2 separate regions of the Homo sapiens genome follow, and region 1 is linked to region 2. The links are chromatin contacts, found by Hi-C or POLR2A ChIA-PET in ENCODE. All regions are on one chromosome and are shown on one strand. Each heading gives the region's core, a stretch centred on a gene start or an enhancer-like site at or near the end of the contact. The rest is flanking DNA. Distances are from core to core; before and after follow the strand shown.

The links. A loop is a pair of places that touch in the nucleus more often than their neighbours do. ChIA-PET counts read pairs that join two places held with the same protein, here RNA polymerase II (POLR2A). Pooled maps may share reads with other maps.
Region 1: a loop to region 2 is called in a pooled map, with 1.9 times the contacts of the local background. The contact joins the enhancer-like site here to the promoter of SYT14 in region 2. A Hi-C loop is called at or near these places in 2 of 50 pooled maps. POLR2A ChIA-PET finds 5 or more read pairs at or near these places in 3 of 52 experiments (Panc1, T-cell and WTC11).

The regions. Positions count from the first base shown.
Region 1 is chr1:210,249,553-210,252,622 of GRCh38, reverse strand. No RefSeq gene overlaps it. Among named protein-coding and RNA genes, the nearest start is that of SERTAD4-AS1, 17 kb to the right of the region's middle. RefSeq lists enhancers at 1-144, 700-1,255. Within about 2 kb of position 1,787, at least 10 of the 41 ENCODE cell types and tissues checked have a DNase peak (open chromatin) inside an H3K27ac peak, as active enhancers do.
Region 2 is chr1:209,936,514-209,939,721 of GRCh38, reverse strand. It overlaps SYT14 (synaptotagmin 14), which reads right to left and starts at 1,505. Exons shown (of 9, transcript NM_001146262.4): 1 at 1,445-1,505. The coding sequence starts at 1,457. RefSeq lists a silencer at 1,764-2,058.

The sequences.
Region 1 (3,070 bases), core at 538-3,037, 310 kb before region 2:
TGGCAGCACTTGAAAAGCAGCGGTGGTTTTTGATTTAGTTGTTTAATTTTTATTTTTAAATATTACAGTGGAAAGAACGTGGACTTTGGAGTCCCATAGCCCTGGACTCCAATTCGGTGGGTCGAATACCTAGCTTTGTGACCCTTTGTGACACTCAACTGAGCTTCGTTTCACGACAGCTTTTTTCCCATGGGGCTGCTGTAAGGCTTAGATGCAATAATGGAGGTGAGGTTGCCCAGTCGGTAGCCTAAGACCCAGCGCTAGTGTCGGGGGAATGTGCACTTGACCTCAACCAGTGAAGGCGAAGGATAAGCTTCCAGGCCCTAAACCCGAGGCCAAGCCGGCCCCGGTCTCCTTGGCGCTCGCTGGCGTCCAGGGTCGGCAGCAGGGCTGGGGACAGTGGGAGTGGGTACTCGGCGGTTCCCAACCACGCCGCATGTCGGAATCCACGCGGACGTCTGAAGAAACATCCGCTGGGGGCCTCAGCAGAGTCCAATTCATCGCGAGCCTCTGGGGTAGGGCTCAGGCCTGAGGGTTTTGTAAAAGCTCCCGAAGGGGGCTCCGAGGTGCAATCAGGATTGAGAACTGGTGATTGAAGAACCACCGCGGTCTCCGGAAAGAAATAAACAAAGAGGCCTTCCTGGGGCGGAAGGGAAGAGGGCTGGCGGGTCCCCACCCGTGTGCAGGTGACCCCTTCACACCCGCATTCCCACGCCCAGGGACACGGTTACACGCACGCTTGGACACACGGGCACCCACACTCACCCGAACACACACACCCACGCCCATTCACGCTGTCCCGGACACACCCACACCCACTGCATTCTCCGGGCGAGTCCTGCGGCCGGAACCCAGACAGAGCGCGCCCGCTGGGGGCCGGGCCCCGCTGCTCCGAGGGTCTCAGGCCAGGAGGCCCGAGCGCGCCACAGCCGCTGACAGCGCGGCTCCTCCGAGCCCGGGGCGCTCGGCAGAGCCCCCGCCGGGCCGCGCCGCGCTCGCTCCGGCTCTTTGTTATGCTAATTCCCCTTCCCAGCTGGTGCCAGCTGCCTGCACAATGAGCGCCCGGAGCCCTTGCCAGCCCTCGCCAGCCAGGGAGTGGGGGCGGGGCGGGGGGGGGCCACCTCACACTGCGGCTGCCCTCCTCACCACCCCCTCGCCGTCCCAGCACAGCGCAGTCTGGCCGGGTGCTGAGCAGCCCAATAAGCAGCCTTTCCCCCGTCCTCCCCTCCCCCATGCTTGCAGGGCCGCGCCCCCCGGGGCCTGCAGGGCATCCTCTGATTCATTCCAGTCGCTAGGGCTGCCCGCCCTCCAGGTGCCAGGGCTTGATGATGAAAAGTAAAAGGCTCCTCCGCGGCTCGAGAGCCGTGAGGATGAAAGAGAAGCAGCCGCCTCCCAGACCACACAGCTAATCCTCCCATAAACCTCGAGCAAATAAGGGGAGAGGAAGAACAGGCCGGCTACAGATGTGGAGTGCAGCCTCCGGGGATCCCCAAATTAAAACTCGTGCAGGGGAAGCCCTTGGACCACAACCAAATGACACTAATTGGGTTATGGGACCATAATCTTGGCTGGTATTTAAAAAAAAAAAAAAAACAGTTATAGTCACAGCTGCAAGAACTGTCTTCATAAAAAGAAGGGGGAAAGTCCGCTATTTTATTACGCATAAGAATGAGAGAGAAGAGGGTTCACGGATCTCCTGCCTGCATGGTGCAGACAGGCTGGTTGCTTGAAGGCGAGGACAGTCTTGTGCCAGGGGGAGCCGCGTTGTGCCTGGCTGGCTCCGGGTGTGTGGAGCTAATCGGCTAAAGGAGGCGGGGGCAGGAGCACTCCAGGGGGAGGGGCAGAGGAACTGCAGTGAGAATGGGGAAGCATGGCCTATCCGGAGGAATGTATATTACAGAAGACAATAGATTAGCCGCCATATGCAGAAAACAATCATTTGGGACAGGAAAACTCAGAGATGTGTTCTTAAAGAAAGATCCAGAAGCAGTTTCTCAGTTTCACTGGGAGGGAAAAAAGGCATTCTGGGGAAGGGAAGGAAAGGAAAGGGTGACATGCAGAAAACTCAAGTGAACATCTTCAGAAAGATCCCTGATTGTTAGAATCAGGAATTGTTAGAATCAGAAGAGAAGGTTAGAAGGGAACAATCTTTTAGAGGCCCTTTGAATCCAGCCTCATCATTTGACAGATGGAAAATCAAGATCCAGAGAAGTGAAGGAGCTTGTTCATGGTTAGACAGCTAGTGAGTGGCAAACCTGGGCAAGACTCTGTTTCCTAACTCCTAATCTAGTTCTCACCACTAAGTTGGTTATAATCTTGTGGTTAAGAAACAGCAGTCATTTGACCAGAAATCAATACAATAGATTGACTCTAAGCAAATAAATGAAGAGTTATGATTTGTTCTTTTTCTTCTTCTTTCTTTCTTTTTGCTTTCTTCTTCTTTTATTTATTTATTTATTTTTTGGACAGATTCTTGCTCTTTGCTCTGTCACCCAGGCTATAGTGCAGTGGCGCAATCTCAGCTCACTGCAACCTCTGCTTCTGGGGTTCAAGCGATTCTCATGCCTCAGCCTCCAGAGTGGTGGGGACTGCAGGCTCACTGCAACCCCCACCTCCCGGTTTCAAGCGATCCTCCTGCCTCGGCCTCCCAAAGTGCTGGGATTAAGGTGTGCACCATCGTGCCTGGCCTAAACAGGACATTTTTAAAAGATTGAGGTAAGCTTTGTTGGATCTATAATAAGAACAAGTGTTAGAAATCAATTAATTCGTACAAATTCCATCCCAGGATTCTTCCTAGTATGTATTTCTTTATTCATCACTTAAAACACCCAGATAAATGGCCCCAGAATTTCTTTAAGAGTTCTTTCTGTGCAGGGACCAATACCATCTCTAGATAGAGATGTCCCTTGTGCATTAAGTCATCTTGCCTAAAACCAGCTAGGTCAAGATTGGGCTGGTTGAGAATTCTAATTGATCATCTTAACTGGTTAAAATTCTACTGATTGGGAAATAAAAATATCTACTCCAGCTGCTGGTTTTCCAAACTCTGAGAGGACAAAGGTTTAGAGAT
Region 2 (3,208 bases), core at 256-2,755:
ACGGCTTCACAAGAAACTCTACCACAAACTAGTTGGGAAAATAAAGTACACAACATAAATCAGTGGGTTTGGTTTCTTGATTTTTAACCTTTGGTAAAAGGACAGTGAGGGAAACAAATGTTGAAAGTACTGCTGCAGATAACAGGAACATCATAGATTATAGGTAGATCTTATTCCCCACCATTTTAACTCAAGCAGACATTTGAAACTGTCTGAATGTGTCTTGCATACAATAGGTACTCCCTCTCTTAAATAAATAAGCTACATGTAAACACACAGCTAACTCTACTTTGGAGTCCACATGATCCGACAAAAAGAAGTCCCCAGAGATGCATACTACCAGTGATTGATCACTTAGAAGGGAAACGCTTTAAAAAGTTTTACTTAGGAACACACTTTCAATGTAGAGAAATAATGATATAGCTATAGGTACCTTGCACAGCTGCACAGATGAATATACACACACAGGGAAAATTTACAAATTACTTTCACTGTTTGAGTTAATCTAAGAGACAGGGCCTGGAAGATGTAATCTTTCACATAAATATCCTAGACGTGTGAAATTAATTCTCACAATCTCTTCCTTAAAAACAAGGCAAAATATAGACACTTGGTCCCAGTTACATGTTTCTGGAACAAGAGAAAAATACACTTTAGTGTCAACTACCTTATCTAGGAACTTAATTTTTATTAAGCTGTTTTTCGAAATATGAGCATTGTGGCACTATAACACTTCATAGACTGGTATTTGCAGGATTCTAAGAATGTGTGCTTGTTGTAAAGACGTTATTTACTTCTTTTCATGGAGAAAAACAGTTTTGAGTGTTGGCGGGGAACAAAACCACTTGAGGAGGAAATTAACCTAACCCCAAATTTCCTGGACCCCCTACAACAGCAAACAGAAGGGGAACGGGCAGAGAGTGTAACCCAGCATCAGCCCGAGCGGGCACAGGGAAGGGTTAGGAATGGGACAAAAAACTGGACTCTCAGTTTGGCAGGAAGGTGGGTATTGCGGAAGGATGGTTTGCCGCGGCCGGGGAAAGAAAAGAAAGGGCAGCCTGAGCCCCCCGTGGCCCCTCGCTCCTCCCAGCCCGTCCCGTGGGGTCTGCAGGGCCTCACCCCGACCTCCACTCCGCGCGGCCGGCAGGAGGCGGCGGCCCGGACGCTGTACCTGCCCGCCAGCCCGCTTTGCCCCGCGTGCGGCCGCCGGGAGGCCGGCAAAACCACGAAGGCCGGGGCGAGCGAGCCAGTCGGGCCCGGCGTCCCAGCGGCGCCGCTCCGCCCACCCGCCTCCCGAGACGCGGCCAGGACCCCCGCGCGTCTTCAGCCGGCTCCAGACCACAGGAGGCGGCCCCGTCAGCGCCTCGGCCTGCCGGCGCACCTCCGAGCCCCCCGCCAGCTGGGTGGTCCCGGTCCTCGCTCCCCGCTGTCAGCCTCCACTTACCTTCAATCGCCATGATGCGCTCGCCATGGACCGCACCAACTGGATGGCGGGGGCAGCAGACGCGAGGGCTGGCGGAGGACGCGCTGAGTCCGCCAGCGAGAGGGGCGGGGCCCGGCCCGGAGTCGCCCGGCTGTGCGGCCGCGAGGGGCGCCGCGGGCGGGGCGAGGGAGGGGCCCCGAGCGCCGCGAGTGCGGGCCGCGGAAGAAATGGAACCTTCCCGGGGCCGCCGCTGGCACGTGACGCCACCCCGCCCCCACCCCAACCTACCCCACCCCACCCCACCGCCCCACCGCGCCTCGCGCCTCGATTCGAAACAGGTGCCCGGCCCGGAGAGCCACGGGCCCGCGCCCGAGACCCGCCCGAAGCGCGCCGAGCTCGTGTGGGGGCCCAAGCCCAAGCTTCCTGGCGCCGGGCGCCCTCCCGTCCGGTACTTGGAGCAAACGGTGTCCATGAAGGAGGCGAGTGGCAAATGATGTGGTCAGGACCATGGACAGGTCTCCTTGGTTGAAAAGGATTCCCACCCACTGACTCTCAGATTTGGTAATAGTAAGTCTGTTTTGGTTTCGTTTGGTTTTATTTTGTTTTGTTTTGCCCGAATCAGCCACATACTCGTCTCAGATCTCCGCTGTGGAGAAACAGCTAGTTGGCAAAAAGCAAAAAGGAGAGAGGAATCCTGAGCACAGCAGTGGTCTCTCTCTCTCTCTCTCTCTCTCTCTCTCACACACACACACACACACACACTCACTTCACCCCTTAGCCTCGCTCTTGATAAGCCTTGCTGCCACACAGAGCTTGGCTTACCTCTTGGAACTCTGAGTTGGAATTTGTCTACACATTGCAAACGCACATTTGAAGCCACACAAAAGTCAGGGTCAGACGGACGTTTTGACAAAGGACCTGGAAAGCATGTCACACGCAGGTTTTTAAAAATTTGTAAACCTGTGACCATTGTGAACAGTCCCAGGCCAACCCTGAGCACAACAACAATTGGCCACTTAGTTTTTACTTAAGATACTTGAACCGCTCAACCATTTACCCAACTCTCAACTTCATTTAGTAATTTGAGAACCTGGACAATCAACGGCATAAACAACATTGAGAAATAGGGAGTTTAGTGATTCTCTCTTGTGGAGGAAATGCTAATTCCTAGAGCAAAATAGCTATATTAGGGACTGAAACAAAGAAGAAAATATTTTACACTTATGTAAGTAAGGTTGGACTGTAAATCTAGAGCAGAAACTGTCTTCCATTGCTTTTATATAACCTCTCCCTCAGTCGCATTTTATGCTCAATAGACATTCATCCTTTACCATTTTCTTTAGTTCAGTGAGTATCTGTGAAGCCGGCACTGTGCTGAAAACTGGCTACAAGCAAGAATTGTTATTGAAGGATCAAAGAAAATACTGTTTTACTCAGGAAACATTAAAATGCCTATACTTTAGGAAAGCTCCATGAGAGAGTTTATGATGGACATCTAGAGGATTCGGGTAAAATGTTTAATGACATTTTCCCCAGGCAGCCTCCCTTAAAACAGTCTTGAACTCCAAGACATTGATCTGAACTTGACACCACAGTTGTAAGTTGTGGTTTCTGGCTAGTTCTGAGTAACCCAATTGTTCAAACTTTTAAAGAATTTCATATTGAAAGCCCGAAAAATGTATTCATCCTTTCCTCACCAATTACATAGTTACTAAGTAAATAACCAGATTATGTGAGTTTCCATAACCTAGATTAACATCGCTACTATTTGTCCAGGAGACTTAT